Linked DNA regions of Homo sapiens: region 1 is linked to region 2. Evidence: chromatin loops called from intact Hi-C (ENCODE). Cell type or tissue: heart right ventricle. All regions are shown on one strand.

Evidence for each region. Hi-C counts contacts between places; a loop is a spot of excess contacts. Peaks named below come from ENCODE experiments on the same cell type or tissue, not always from the same donor. Only the 100,000 strongest peaks of a DNase experiment are listed, where the experiment ranks them.
Region 1: a loop joins it to region 2, with 2.1 times the contacts of the local background. A loop is called at or near these places in 2 of 110 quality-filtered maps.

What each region holds. Positions count from the first base shown.
Region 1 is chr10:92,143,268-92,151,267 of GRCh38, reverse strand. It overlaps CPEB3 (cytoplasmic polyadenylation element binding protein 3), which reads left to right. Exons shown (of 10, transcript NM_014912.5): 5 at 6,183-6,323. Among named protein-coding and RNA genes, the nearest start is that of CPEB3, 140 kb to the left of the region's middle. In heart right ventricle, no CTCF peak of the experiment used is centred here; no DNase peak of the experiment used is centred here; H3K27ac peaks cover 2,784 bases.
Region 2 is chr10:92,084,184-92,092,183 of GRCh38, reverse strand. It overlaps CPEB3 (cytoplasmic polyadenylation element binding protein 3), which reads left to right. Exons shown (of 10, transcript NM_014912.5): 8 at 240-354. Among named protein-coding and RNA genes, the nearest start is that of BTAF1, 160 kb to the right of the region's middle. In heart right ventricle, a CTCF peak has its summit at 4,254 (motif pointing left); a DNase peak (open chromatin) is centred at 4,263; H3K27ac peaks cover 1,691 bases.

The DNA of each region.
Region 1 (8,000 bases), 59 kb before region 2:
GGAGTGATGGCAGAGGCCTTGGTGGGAGCTCAGAGGTGAGGTCCCAGCAGCTTTCACAGCATAGCTTGGCCAATGGGCTTTTGTTTTTCCATCATTTGCTGAAGGAAAGGGAGCCTTCTGGGGAGGAATTATCTTGGACAAGCCTTCCATGCTTAACTAATGCTTTGCAAGTCTTCTATTTGGCACTTTTCCTGCAAGCTTGTTTGGTTTTAAGCCATCTCCACATTCAGAGATGATTTGTCCAATTACTGGACCAAAAACTAATTATAGATAGTAATTGAAATAGATATCAGAGAACCAGACCATTGGTTGAAAGCCAAATGGCCAACTTGCAGCATTTGAGAAACCTTTCTCCTGCTTTTATTGAAATATTGAATATACATATTTTATGTGGCAGTATCATGGTGTTCTAAAGCAGGTTTATATCCTCCTCACATAGAAATATATTTTTTGATAAGTAATGTGGCTTGCTTAACACATTTTGGTCTTGGAAATATTTCCCTTAAAAAAAAGAAATATGTTAGAGAGATGCTAGTTAGTGAAGCAAGACTTCTCCTGGGGCACAATTTAGGTGCAGCCTCTTAAATTTTCAGTTTCTAGTAACACATGTCCAGGAAATAAAATTTTACTGACTTCTCAGGGATGATTTGTTTTGGAGATGGATTTATGCCAATCAAATGAATGCATGAATACCATCCTCACAAGGGATTACTGGACAAATCAGAATACCACTGTTTTCTCATGGAGCTGGTTGCATATGGAAATAAAATTTCAGTAGCTGACTGTCTACTAGCTCAAGAGTCACCCCTTCACAATTGCAGAGTCCTGAATTTATTAACGGAATAGTCCTTCAGGAGCTTATAATAAGAGCAGAGGGGCCAGAAGCAGTGGCTCATGCCTGTAATCCCAGCACTTTGGGAGGCTGAGGCAGGAAGATCACTAGAGCCCAGGAGTTCAAGACCAACCTGGGCAACCTAGTGAGACCCCATCTCTATATTAAAAAAAAAAAAAGAGAGAGAGAGAGCAGAGGGAAATAGATTATTTTCAAGCTCTGGAAATACCACGTGAACCATTCTGTCCCCTGGAGGAATAATCCTACGTAGTATGATAAAGTCCTCATATCGCCTGTCGGTCTGCGCTGGGTAAATACTACAAGCTCTTACTCTACCATTCTGTCTTTTAAATCCTTTCTGCAGACTTTTTGTTCTGCCAGCACTTCAGGCAGTCATGTTACAGTAAGGATGATTAGGTTATAGATTTTGCATTCCAGTGTTGAGAATATACTTTCCTTAACTTGATTGAACTTGGATATTTCCCAGGGCTGCATATACTTCACACAAAATATCTCTTTCAGTGGCTGCCTGTAGCAGACAAATAATCTTCACATCAGTGATTCTTAAACTTGAGCATAGGAATCACTGGGGAAATTTGTGCAAATACAGATTTTCAAGCCTGACCCCCACAGATTCAGATTAGTAGATCTGGGGGTTGGGTTCTCAGACCTATATTCTTAATTATTACCCACAGTTAGAGAAATATCATTTATGTGTTAGTTCTTAGCAGTTTCATTTCCAAGGCCAACTTTATTTTATTGCTAACGTCTATCGTACTCTAAATACTAATAATAAGACAGAGGTTTGGTTTTAAAACCTTGGGAAATTTCTTAATTACCCATAACCACTTAATAAAACTGTCCAAATTTTTACAACTCTTGATTTTGTTTTCTTTGCCAAAGTACTCTGAGCTGTGGTTATGTTGGCCATGCAGAAAATTCTTTTTGTGCCAGAATGTCTTCCACATCTGCTTCTTCACTCTTTCACTGCTCTCGTTCAAGACTTCCTCATGTCTCATCTGGACAGTCACAGATTTCTTCAGACTCTCACCTCATCCACCCTCTCCCTGAGTTCAAAATGTTGGAAGTAATAGAAGTTATGGTAGGATTTTGGTTAGAGGACAACATGGTCATAGGTATCTTAGAGAAGTCATTCTGACAGGACAGAAGATGGATTATGTGAGAATATCATGGTCTCTATGGAGTTAGTGTCGTTCAAAATAAGCCAGTATTAGAGCTGGGCACAGTGGCTCACACCTATAATCCCAACATGTTGGGAGGCCGAGACAGGCAGATCACTTGAGGTCAGGAGTTCAAGACCAGCCTGGCCAACACGGCGAAACCTTGTCTCTACTAAAAATAGAAAAATAAGCCAGGTGTGGTGGCACATGCCTATAATCCCAGCTACTGGGGAGGTTGAGGCAAGAGAATCCTTTGAACCTGGGAGGCAGAGGTTGCAGTGAGCCAAGATTGTGCCACTGCGCTTCAGCTTGGGTGACAGAGCGAGACTCTGTCTCAAAAAAAAAAAAAAAAGCCAGTATTAGAATAAATATTAAATTCAAAAAATGGGAAAATAATTTTCCATTTTGTAATATAGAACATTAATGCCTGACCAAATAAAAGCAATAGGAAAAGTCTCAATTTTCTAGGACATGGTTACATCTCTGCCATTCTCACACCTGTGTATTGTGTTTCATCATAGATTTGCAGCCACATGCCTTTTCACTTACTGTTTTCCTTCCCTGGATGCTGCCTCACATTTAACATTTTTGGTGTGCCTTTTATGTGACCTAATTAGGGCAGGAAGATACAGTGGTGAACAAGATTAAATTGGTCCCATCCTAATAGAGTTTACAATTTAATAGGGTTAGGGAAAGAGATACTCAATAAAAACGCACCCAAATGGTATAATGGTCCTTGGGGAAAGTGTTAGGAAGGAAGAATACAGGGGGCTGTGTGTGGATAGAAAAGGGAATCTAACCTAATCTAAAGGCTTAGGAAAGTTCAACCTGAGGAAGACTTTTCAGCTGAGACCTGAAGAATTAATAGGAATTAATTAGGAAATTGGAGAGTTGAAAAGGGTATGTTTGTTTTAGGTAGAGGGAACACATTGTCCTTATGGCTAGCAGCAAGGAGGAATAATCGAAAATACGAAGGAGGTCTGTGTGATTGGCAGTTAGTGAGCAAGAAGGAGAGGCAGCAACTGTGACGTAGAAGGGGTGTGCAGAGGCCTTGCAGTTCACAGTTATGTTTTTGTACTTTATCCAAAAAGTAATGGGAAATCATTGAGGGCTTTCAAGGATGGGGTGAGGAGTGTGCTTACATGTTCAAATTAATGTTTGAAAATGGTACCTTTGGCTGTTTTGTGGAGAAAGCATTGTGGGGTACGAGGTAGAAGTCAGTAGACTAAACAGACTATTTACTCTGCTTGAATTGGCAGGATTTAGTGAGAGATGGATTTGACGTGGAGTATAAGAGAAAGGGAGATGTCAAGGATGATTTCTAGGTTTCTGGATTGAATCCAGTGTGGATAATCAGCATTTTTATTGAGATTTTAGGGAATATTAGAGAAGGAGCAATTTTGGAGGGAAAGATCAAGAGCTGTTTTGACAGTACTTGCTCTGTGGCTTCTTGTTCCTTTACTTCAGAAACTCCCACTCTGACAAGATTCTGCTCAAAATTGCCCTCCTGTGAAAATACTCTAAAAATCTCTCCCCGCCAATCTCCAGGAGGGCAGTAAGTTGTGTTCTTGTGTCACTTGGTAAAGTCTTCTCTTAGCACATCTCTGTTTTATAATTATTTATGTACTTGCCTGTCTCCCCCACCAGACTGTGATTCCTTTGGCAAGGAAGTATCTTATTTGTTCGGTGTCACTGAAATATGGGTGAATATTTCCTCAAGTGTTTTCCACTGAGTTTTGTATGGTAAAGGGTTCCTTTAACATCTGGGTAATGCTGGAGTAAGTTAATGTTTTTTTTTTGAGACAGGGCCTCACTCTGTCACCCAGGCTGGTGTGCACTGATGTGGTCTCAGCTCACTGCAACCTCTACCTCCTGGACTCAAGCGATCCTCCCACCTCAGCTTCCCCAGTAGCTGGAACTACAGATGTGCATCACCATGCCCGGCTAATTTTTGTATTTTTTGTAGAGACAGAGTTTCACCATGTTTCCCAGGCTGGTCTTGAACTCCTGGACTCAAGTGATCCACCTGCCTCGGCCTCCCAAAGTGCTGGGACTATGGGCATGAGCCACCATGCCTGGCCAGTTAATGTTTCTTTACTGTAGAACTTTTCGTAGCCTTTTATTTTCTGAGGTGGAAAAGCATAACGTACGCATTATTTTCCCAGATTATTTCATTTCCCCTTCCCCAGCTCTCGTTTTCTGAGTATCTAATGTTACTAGTGTTGAAGGTAAGAGGTGGGTTTGGGAACACTCACTGGGAAATGCTGATTTGCGCATGTGCCTGACACTGAGTAGGCATGTAATTCACTGAGTGTGGGCTATGGAATAAAGCAAACCTGTCAGCTCTAGGAGAACGTCACTGGATGTCTTTGGAAAGCTCTTTTTGCCTATAGTTGCTGCAAATCTATTTCTTTCACCCCCAGTGATCAAAACAAACATCAAGGGATGAGAATTTACTGTCTATTGTTTGTTGCTGCCAGGCTAAAAAAGATGGGTGGCATGAGATGACAGATTTTGTTCTGTTTCTTTATAGCTAAGCTGGGGAAAACTGAACAAAAAATTATTTGGTCTTCTTATTTAACTCCTAGCATTAAAACAGTGTCTTTTTTACACTACCTGGGTTGTTCACAAAATAACCAGAGTTATATTAATAACTTTAACTTTTTTGTAAAAGAAATACATGTTCAGTATTTTTCTAAGGGCTATTTATATTCTGTTTTAGAGTTGGCTGTTGTGACACAAAAACCTAGGTTTCAGGGAAATAAAGATAGTATAGACTAAATGGGGAAGACACTGCTCTTTTTTTTTTTTAAGAGTATATTAATTTATTTTAGAGGGGAATTTTCCTTTTTTCCCCCAAAAGTTAGAGTACTCTAATGGTTCATTTTTAGAGTGGAACCTAGTGGAAAGTTTTGCTAGGAAGTCACTGACTCAAACAGGAAATATATTTGATTTTAAATTTAGATTTTATTTTGTAATGCCAAATGACATTATTGTGTTATATTTACTGCTGGTAAATTTACTGCTGACTCTAACTGCTGGTATCTTTCTTATAGTCATGTGGATTGGGTAGATACTTTTGCTCTACAAACTTTATTTGGCTATAGAATTAATGAAAATAATTCTTTTTTCATTTCTTTTCGTATATTTTTTGAGTGATATAAAATGTAGCCTAGATTAGTAGGGTTAAGGGTTTCATAACCACATCCACATTTATACTCCCACATCTTAAGTTATGTGTTTTCATTTACTTACCCTGTCCTTTATTATTGCGTATGTTTATTTCCAAATTAGAGTAGCTTGGAATGACAAGGAAAACTTGATGATCTTTAGTTCCACTATTAGAAAAGAAGTTATCAGCCTCTGTCACCAGTTTTGTATTCCCTTGGCTATCAGGACCACTCTTTAGAACTAAACCTCTGAGATTACCATAAAGAGCAGATAAAAATCTGTGGATAGAGATTACTTTGTCCATTTATTTTAAGAAATGACTAAAGAAAGAAAAAAACATAGCTGCTGAATATACTCCTAGTAGCTATGATAGAGACTGAATGAGTAAAATGCAGTGATTTTTTAGCAAGGAAACCACTGAAATTTTGATGCTTTTTTTTTTTTTTTTGAGACTGAGTTTTACTCTTGTTGCTCAGGCTGGAGTGCAATGGCACGATCTTGGCTCACTGCATCCTCCACCTCCCGGGTTCGGGTTCAAGCGATTCTCCTGCCTCAGCCTCCTGAGTAGCTGGGATTACATGCATGCACCACCATGTCCGGCTAATTTTTGTATTTTTAGTAGAGACGGGGTTTTGCCATGTTAGCCAGGCTGGCCTCGAACTCCTGACCTCAGGTGATGCGCCCACCTCAGCCTCCCAAAGTGCTGGGATTACAGGCATGAGCCTCCATGCCCACCTGGATGATTCTTTTTCTTTAGTTAGCAATCTGGTCATCCCAAGGCTGTGCCTACCCTTACACAAAAATGATGATAAAAAGTTATCTGGTAATATTCAGTCCTGTTAATCTTGGAAAAGCCACAGCTCAGGACACCTTTTTTTTTGTATGCTTCTCTCTGCACTTCGGGCTTCTAATAGAGCATTTATTGTCCTAGAAAATCATTTTAATTATAGAAACTCCCACATTTGTTTCAGGTCGATCTTCTCTCTTTCCCTTTGAAGATGCCTTCCTGGATGATAGCCATGGTGATCAAGCCTTGTCATCTGGCTTAAGTTCTCCCACTCGCTGTCAAAATGGGGAACGAGTAGAACGCTACTCTAGAAAGGTGTTTGTTGGAGGACTTCCTCCTGATATTGATGAAGGTACTATGCATTCATTAATGATTTTGCAAAGGCTGAGTTTGTTATTTGTGTGTTCTGACCCTGCCTCTCCTCTCCAAGTCAACTTTAGGACATCTATATCTTAGTGCATAGGAGGTGAGACTATTTGGTGGATTAGAAAGTGGTAGTCTATTATTGTACTAAGTACTTCATGTTACATTATCTCATTTAATCCTCATAGCTATCTAATAAGGATATCCTAGCATCTCCATTTTATAGATAAGGAAACTGAGGATCAGAGAGAAATAATTTGTTCAGGGTTATATAGCTGATGGTGCAGTTGCAACTCAAATTCAATTAGATTCCAGAGCTTCTGCTCATGTGCATCACACCAAACCATCTCACATTTTAATATAAATACTGGCCAGTGCAGTGGTTCACACCCGTAATCCCAGTACTTTGGGAGGCCAAGATGGGAGGATTACTTGAGCCCAGGGGTTCAAGACCAGCCTGGGCAACATAGCAAGACCCTGTCTCTACAAAACAAGATTAGCCGGGTATGGTGGTATGTGCCTGTACTCCCAGCTACTTGGGAGGCTGAGGTGGGAGATCACTTGAGCCCAGGAGTTTGAGGTTACAGTGAGCTATGATCATACCACTGAACTCCAGCCTGGATGACAGAGTGAGACCCTGTCTCATAAGTAAATAAATAAATAAAAACAAATACCTATTAACAAAAAGCATAATCCACCTCTTTAAAAGAATGAAGATGAATTAGAATTTTTCTTAATAATAGTTTTGAGATGCTATCAGTCCAAAAGTGAGTGTTCACTTATGCCTAAAGCCAGTTTATTTTAGCACACGGTAAGTTGTCAATAAATATTTGTTGAAAGGATGAATGAAATAAAATTGTGACAAAGTTAACTTAAGCAAAAAACAACTCTAGTTCCAGTAGGCTTTGGGTCTGATATAAAAATACTGTCTGATATTCTAACAGTCTTGTTTTTCTAGCATTTTTCTAGCTATGACACACTTCAAATTTATCATGATTTCCTTTTTTCATGGTGACAGGAGAAAAGTCTCAAAAAGTGGTTTTATTTTAGACTAACTACATTAAAGTTATACATAGCTGAATGCTTATTTTCCTCCAAATTGTTCTTGTATTCATGTTAATCTCATCTATTGATTAGATTATCTTCAAGACAATTTTTAAGATCATGGCTGAGAGAGTGGTACCCTAAACCTGAGTAGGAGCCAGGTTATAACCTCTGCTTTGAGTCATATGTCAGAGGGAAAATATAAATGTATTGATCTATAATTTTTGATATATTTTCTATATAGGGTACGTAATATGTAGTTATTAAAGAGAACATTGGCCATCAACATTTTCTTATCACCCAATAGAATTACCTACTTATTGCCCCTACTCCTTACCAAAAGAATCGTATCTATTTCTTAAATAATCTTAGAGGTTCCTACAAGTGAAACCATATTTTAAATATTTTCTGTACCTTACTTTCTTACTAAAATCAGAGAACATTCCTATTTTTAGAATCTTTCTATTTGACATAGAAGTCACCTTAGTTTAATATGAGATACTTTTCTTCCAAATTCTTTATGTCAAGTTTATTGGCAGTGAAAGGAAATGAATTATAGTTAGAAACACACTTTGCATGATTAAAAGTGAATAACCAAATGTACACCCAAGCAATGGTATTT
Region 2 (8,000 bases):
TGATGGTTTCATGGTATATGTCATATGTCTAGAGTGCTGAGTACAGTACCTGTAAGTAGATTCCCCAAGAGTTCTATTGAAAGGTACTTAATGCAGATTACGTTAACTAATTAACTGGATTTTGTTTGGGTCATGTTCATTGTGAAATGCACAAATCAGTGGGTTTGTCTTTAGTCATCTTATTCTCATTTGGGGTTGATGGAAATGAAGTAAGGACCAAGTAAACAACTTTTTTTCAGGTGCAAATTCGACCATGGAACCTAAGTGACAGTGACTTTGTAATGGATGGTTCTCAGCCTTTGGACCCCAGAAAAACTATCTTTGTTGGGGGAGTTCCACGACCCCTTCGAGCTGGTGAGTGGAAATAGTAATACCACAACAACAAAACCAACAACAACAAAATCCCCAATGCCTTTAGTCTTAAATATTTTCTAGGTTTCCAGTCAGCTATACATAGTCTCCAAAAAGAAGGCTGTCATCATTTTCACTGAGCTTTTTCAGGATTAAAGGTTTTCTCCCAAAATGCTCTATTTTGTTATGGTGCAAAAGTGAATTTCATTAAACAGTTATGTTGACAAAATGAATTCTATTTAGTGCTTTCCTATTTAATTGCTTATATAAAAAATAATAACACATTTGGCAATGTGCATTCTTATGCCAGTCAGCATTGTTATGTATGACAGAAATCTTTTTTAAAGCTTCCCTGTTGGTTTTTTTTTTTAAGTTCCTTTCCAGTGATGAAATAATTGTGCTGCTGGATTTGAGCAGAATCATAATTGACTGGAGAGTTTGAAGTGTTGTTGAACTGATGGCTTCAATACATATTTAAATCCAAAGACAAATCCAATCAGCTGTACATCAGCCTCCTAATAACCACTATTAATGCCAGTGGAGTATAACAAAATCATTTCTAAGATCTAAGTTTTTGAAGCACTTAGAATAATTAAGTTTATTTTTTTAAAGTAAGACAAAAAAAGTTACTGTTGCCACTGTGAAAGTACATTTCTTTTGTGTTATTTATATGCACATAGACTTAGTTCTACCTAAAATTAAAACAAAAAGCAGAGATCATTAAAATCATGTTGTGAAATGGAATTATAAAATGTAACCTAACGTTATTTAGCTGTATTACTTTCAAAACTTAATTCTGAAAGTTCCTCAACATTTGTAACATACTCATCCAAATCCCAACTCCAGCCTACACCTAAAAGATAACTTTAGACCTATATAAAGACACTCATAATTTCATTTTGAAGAACTTTTAAACATATTTGTTCTGATTGGGTCTTATTTTCTTCATTCGAATGGAAAACTGTCAAATGAAAGATAGAAAGCAAAACAGCAGAGATGCTCCCCTTTTATCTGCAGTCGGAGAATAAAGTCTAAGAAGGGCTAATTCAAACGTGAAAAGCATTATGAGATGGGGGCAAATGCAGCCCTTTGTAAACTGTGCTTTAAAAAAAATGGTGGAGGTGTTGTGAAATATTTCTGACTTTTTCTAACTAGTGTTATATTTAGGAGTGGAGAGGGACAGAAATCCTTTTCCTTATTTTACAAATGGACAATCATTGCTAGTATTCTAGCTATTCCTTTTGCAACTAACTGCAAGCACAAATTAGTTTTTTTGTTTGTTTGTTTGTTTGAGATGGAGTCTCGCTCTGTTGCCCAGGCTGGAGTGCAGTGGCATGATCTCGGCTCACTGCAACCTCCGCCTCCTGGGTTCAAGTGATTCTCCAGCCTCAGTCCCCCAAGTAGTTGGGACTACAGGTGTGTGCCACCACACCTGGCTAATTTTTGTATTTCTAGTAGAAACAGGGTTTTGCCATGTTGGCCAGGTTGGTCTTGAACTCCTGACCTCAGGTGATCCACCCACCTCAGCCTCCCAAAGTAGTTGGGATTACAGGCGTGAGCCACCACGCCCAGCCACAAATTAGTTTTTATGTTCTAGCCCCTTTCCTTTTTTTCCTAGATAGGAATCTGAAAAAATATTCTGAAAAAGCCCTATAGTTATAAAAATAACAGAATTGGCTGTAACTTCTTATGTCTATCTAAGTCACAGACATACAAGTTTATACATTAAACTTCAATTTGTATTATTCACTCTTTATTCTTCCTGTTTTAATGATTTGGAAGGATAGGTAAGGGCCTATGTATCATTTTTCTTCTGTAAATCCTGTGAAGATACCTTTTCCAAAAGGTTGCTGTATGATCACACCAACACTGCAAGAAGTGAACCCCTGGGCATGAAATTATATTCTTTAACATTTGGTATCTGCAAGATGCCACAAATTCTAGGATTAAACAAGAATTATATTTAGTTGTCTAGTAAGAAATGGGATTTTGTGTTCCCTGACTAGATACTATATTATACCTTTCATAATTTGAAGTTCCTTTTTTTTTTGAGACGGAGTCTCACTCTGTCACCTGGGCTGGAGTGCAATGGCCCGATCTCAGCTCACTGCAACCTCCACCTCCCGGGTTCAAGAGATTCTCCTGCCTCAGCTTCACGAGTAGTTGGGACTACAGGCGCACACCACCATGCCTGGCTGTTTTGTATTTTTGGTAGAGACAGTGTTTCACCATGTTGGCCAGGCTGGTTTCAAACTCCTGACCTCATGATTCACCCGCCTCGGCCTCCCAAAGTGCTGGGATTACAGGTGTGAGCCACCGTGCCCAGCCGAAGTTCTCTTTTTTTTCAACTAAGCTAAAATTTTTTGTTTTAAAATGTTTTGTTTTTATAGTTATGTGGATAGTAATCTAAAATCACTTGAATTATTGATAGGGTTCCTCCCATGCCAACACTTCCCTTAAGCATAGCTAGTTTCTAGGTGGCAAAGTAATCTATATTATTGTCTTAGAATTTTACCATTCATCCCAAGACTTCTAGTTTAGAGGGCCATGTTATCAAGACAAAAAGTTAACATCTGCAACTTTTATGTATAATCCTAGGGATTGGGTTTCTTTGAAACACACTGAGCTTTGGGAACTGATGTATACCTTGGAATAGAAGACGTTTTTTAAAGGAATTCATTGTGACTTTGCTAGACAAGCTGAAGTTGAATACAGTACAGTTCACTTGAATGATAAACATTTATTGAGCATCTACTGTATTACTGGCACTGAGAAAATATGTGTCATGCAAAACTGAATATCCCACTATCATGTTAAAGAGGTAATCATTTACAGACAGTCAAAAGATTTCAGAAGAAAACAAATGTGTTTATAGAATGTGAACTCAGAATTAACTGGAGACCAGATTATATTCTTTAACATGATTTTCAAATTTGGTTTTGAAATGCTTTAGAGCATTTTTTATTATTTCCAAGGGATATTCTAGTTATGGAATTTTGGAAAGTCTAAAACTATTTTAAGCATTTTATGTAGACTGATCCTGGACTAGATATGGGTGTCCCTACTCAACAGGTGTGATTTTAGATGTCCAGGTGGATTTTTACCTTATTCAGGGCCAAAAAGTATCCCTTAATATGTCACAGTGACTAAAATGTTATCACTGAAGTGTTATTCCTTTGGATCTTGTGAGTTTTTTTTTTTTAATCTTTGATATTTCCTCATTGTAAGACAAGGACCAATATCACTGATAGTTATTCTGAATACAGGCCTTATCCCTTTAAACAGAAATATACAAACACCTCTTAAAGAAAAAAGGCAACCTATTTTAAGCAGTATTGTCCTGAGTTTCTGGTTCTTTGATAAACCTTCCTTTTAAAAACTCAGGTTGGACCAGCCTGGGCAACATGGTGAAACCCTGTCTCTACAATAAATACAAAAATTAGCCAGGCATGATGGCACACTCCTGTAGTTCCAGCTACTTGGGGGGCTGAGGCAGGAGAACCACTTGAGCCCAGGGAGCTCGGGGCTGCAGTGAGCTGAGATTGCATCAGTGCACTCCAGCCTGGGTGACAGTAAGACCTTATCTCAAAAAAAAAAAAAAAAAAAATTAGGTTGGAAAAAAATCACAGTCCTAGAAAGGAAAAGAAAAGCAAAGCTGAAAATGGGAAAATATCAGTGGAAAATTTAGATGAGCTTACTCATTGCCTGATTGTGGGTTTTTCTATGTCAAATAATACACATTATTACTGTCTCTTCCTTTCATCATTCCCATCGGTGACAATAGCAAGCCAACGATGGTTTGCCTGAAGTCTCCTGGTGTTTATCAGATCTTGTTTTCTTTCTACTCCCCACCTCACCCTGCCCTCACATTAGGAAAGCCTGTAAGTAGACTCACCGTGCCACCATGTGGCTAAAGCTCGCATATTCTTTAGAGTCAGTACAGGGTAATAATGGGCAGTTTGATTCTCCTCCTGCTGCCACCTGGAAGTACAACACGTTGCCACTCTGCTTCATTCACGTAATGTGAATCTCCATACAGAAATAGCCCTGTTGCATATCTCTGTGGCATTAGGACCTCTCCAGAATGCATATCTCTTCACTCTGACAGAAAATAAGTGCCAGACTTGGGGGTTATGATATCACCAGGAAAAAGTAGAGAGTGAGGTATGTGGTCTCTGTACTCTTCCCCAGTTGATTAACATGAGTATTCCTCTGATCCCAAATTTCTTGGTTTTGGCATCTGATGGGAGGACTGCCCCAGTGACCAAGCTTTTGGATCCATTCATTCCCAACCTTGATCAGGCTGGAAAAACTTTCAGTCTTTCTCATTAGAAGCATATAAACTGTTCTTGACTTCATGACTTCCTTAGGCCCTGCAAACAGATCAATCTTGAGAGAGTGCTCATCTGAATCCCCACAACCTACTGTTTTCTCGTTCATCTTTTGGTTCTATCTTTCCTAACAATTGCTGTGATAATTCCTTCCTTTCTTTTTTTCCCCTACCAATATTCTGTGGTGAATCCTGAAATTTCTTTCTCTGCCTTCCCCACCTGCCCTGACTGTTGTGAGGATGGTTTTTCTGTGGGAGGTAAAAATTTGTGAAGTAAATATTCAGAGATATGTGGCATATATCTAGAGAACATATATCCTGAATTTTTCTAAGATCATTTATTTCAGACATTTTATATAAACATTTGATAGTTCACATGTATTAGAAACCATGTCCTGATTTGTGACTTAGGAAACAGGAGTATATTATAACCCTATCCTTTATTGTTGTTTTATGATATGGTTGCAGGCAGAAACCATCCTGTATCAAGTTTTTCAACAGTAGAAGCTTTTTCACCATGTCCTAAGTTCAGTATGGGTTGTCCCGGATAAACTCCAGATTTGGCATACTGACTTGATTAACTGTATTACCTTTAGGGATAAGGGTTTTCCTAATGTTAGTATGTGTTTGTGTCCTCCCTCTGCACCAAAAGCAAACCCTCATCCAAAGCTGATGTCAAACTTTGCCATATCAGTGGCAGGCTGTGTGATATTAGCATAAAACCAAAATAACACTGCAATGAATTGATACTTATAGAGCATAAAACCAGGCCAACTTAAATGTTAAGCAGAGATTCACAGGGTGGGAGAGGGGCAAGAACCCTGGACAAAACTAAACATTTGAATACCACTCTGTCCTCAGCAGTGTGCCCAGAGCTCTCATGGATGTTTAATTCTCACAATGACCCTGTGAGATTGTAAGTGGTAGACTGCGCTTTCGAGATGATGAAGCAGAGTTCAGATAGAGTAACTGGTCTTTCTCAGGTCGAAAGAAAGATACTTTATTAAGCTGAGATCTGAGATGTTGTCTCAGTAACAGTAGTAACAGTCTACTTGGTACCAGTGTACTCTGTCTGATTTAATTCATTGTTCATACCATCTATTTGAAAATATTCTTAACTTCCCAACATATCTGATGCAGAGCAGAAGCTTATGAGCACATTTCTTCCACTTGAAGTGTGTGAATTGCCCTTGAACCAACTTGACAATTGTGGTAAACCTAGAAAGTCCTCCTCAAGTTTAATCTTCCTTTCTTTCAGAAGTCAAGACCTCTTTGATATCTTAAGGTGCCCTATGCCTCTTGCCTATCTGTTTTGTCCTTATTTCCAAAGAGAAGAAATATGGATTATAGATTCGCAGTTTAGAATCTGTAGAGACGAATGTGTTATTTTCCTCTGGAATCCTCATTTCTACTCTATCTCGTTTGGCTCTCCAGTATCTCAGACTCACATGTTGCCTTAGCTGGCTTTGAAATGTATTATAATTAAATGATATAAATAGGGCCCTAAGGTGAACCCATGAAGAAGGAGTCATCATGGGTTTCCTCTCTGGTGAACTAAAGACCCTTTCACATCTTTGTAAAGAATTGGGAGCAGGCCAAGCACGGTGGCTCACGCCTGTAATCCCAGCACTTTGGGAGGCCAAGGCAGGTGGATTACCTGATGTCAGGAGTTCAAGACCAGCCTGGCCAATATGGCAAAACCCCATCTCTACTAAAAATATAAAAATGAGTTGGGCGTGGTGACTGCACTCCTATAATCCCAGCTACTTGGGAGGCGGAGGCAGGAGAATCGCTTGAACCCTGGAGGCGGAGGTTGCAGTGAGCCGAGATCGTGTCACTGCACTCCAGCCTGAGCGATAGAGCGAGATTCCATCTCAAAAAAAGAAAAAGAAAAAAGAAAAAAGAATCAGGAGCAAATCCAAGGAACCATAATTGAAGCTTATATTCAGATTCAGAGATGTAGTCATCACAATCCAAAGGAATCCATGGGGATGCTATGCTCCATATTGCTGCAGTATTCTAGTTTGCCCCTCCAGTCTGTGGCACAGTGACGCTCATCACAAGAGCCAGCATGTGGATTAGACTCATTGTGTTGCTGCTACCATGGAAGTTGTTCATGAGACAACTTAAGTTGTCTTAGGATCACAGAGCATCTTGTCCAAAGTATGGTATACCCTTGAACCATAGCTATTAGACCGCCATCTTCCCACCATGACCAGACAGACCAATGAGCACTGTCTGGATGGGAAAGAAAATAAAAAGTAGTTTGGAAAGTCTCGACTTCCTCGTGAACTATATACCTATTTTCACCTCTGTGTGAACTCTGGATTCCTTCGCCTCTATGCCCTGCTCTGCTACCCTCATTTTCCTCAGGTTAAATGTTAAGAACATCCTCCTGGGAGCTACTTTGTCTCTGCCCTCTGCAGAGGATGGTTTCAAATGAGGACTAGAAATTCTGTTTAGTACTTAAATGAGTTCATTTAAGTATGCTTAATAAAGTATGCTGAATGAAGACTCACTGGTTGAGCAAAAGACCAAATATGAACAGCAGTTGTTTGACTATTGTTTACTTCCCTTCAAGGGTGGTCATAGTATTAGACTTTCTGTAGTTAAAATACAGATGAGGCCGGGCACGGTGGCTCACACCTGTAATCTCAGCACTTTGGGAGGCCGAGGCAGGCGGATCATGAGGTCAGGAGATCGAGACCATCCTGACTAACACGGTGAAACCCAGTCTCTACTAAAAATACAAAAAATTAGCCAGGCGTGGTGGCGGGCGCCTGTAGTCCCAGCTGCTCGGGAGGCTGAGGCAGAAGAATGGTGTGAACCCAGGAGGCAGAGCTTGCAGTGAGCCAAGATTGCACCACTGCACTCCAGCCTGGGCAACAGAGTGAGACTCCGTCTCAAAAATAAGTAAATAAATAAATAAATAATAAAATACAGATGAGGGTAGAGAGGGAGATGGGAAATTTTCATACTCTTCTCCCAAAAACCTCTTCTTAAGTCACCTTGGTTTCTTCTAGCTTCTCAACAAATTGCCCTTCACTTAAGTGAGACCTAATCAACTCAAATGTCTGCAGACTTTTTGGTGGCCAAAAAAGCAACTACATATAAGTTCATAAATGGAAATTATTTATTTATAATTGGTTGTCATAAGAGCATAAGCAGATGAGGGTTTCTGTTTCCTATCAAAAGTACTTAACTGCCAGCAACATCAGTCACGATCTAATCCTTGGAATGTGCAGATGATTTCAAGCAGATAGATTCACAAAGTAATGGAATGTTTGTGCTTCTCTGGCATCAGGAGATCCTGAAGATT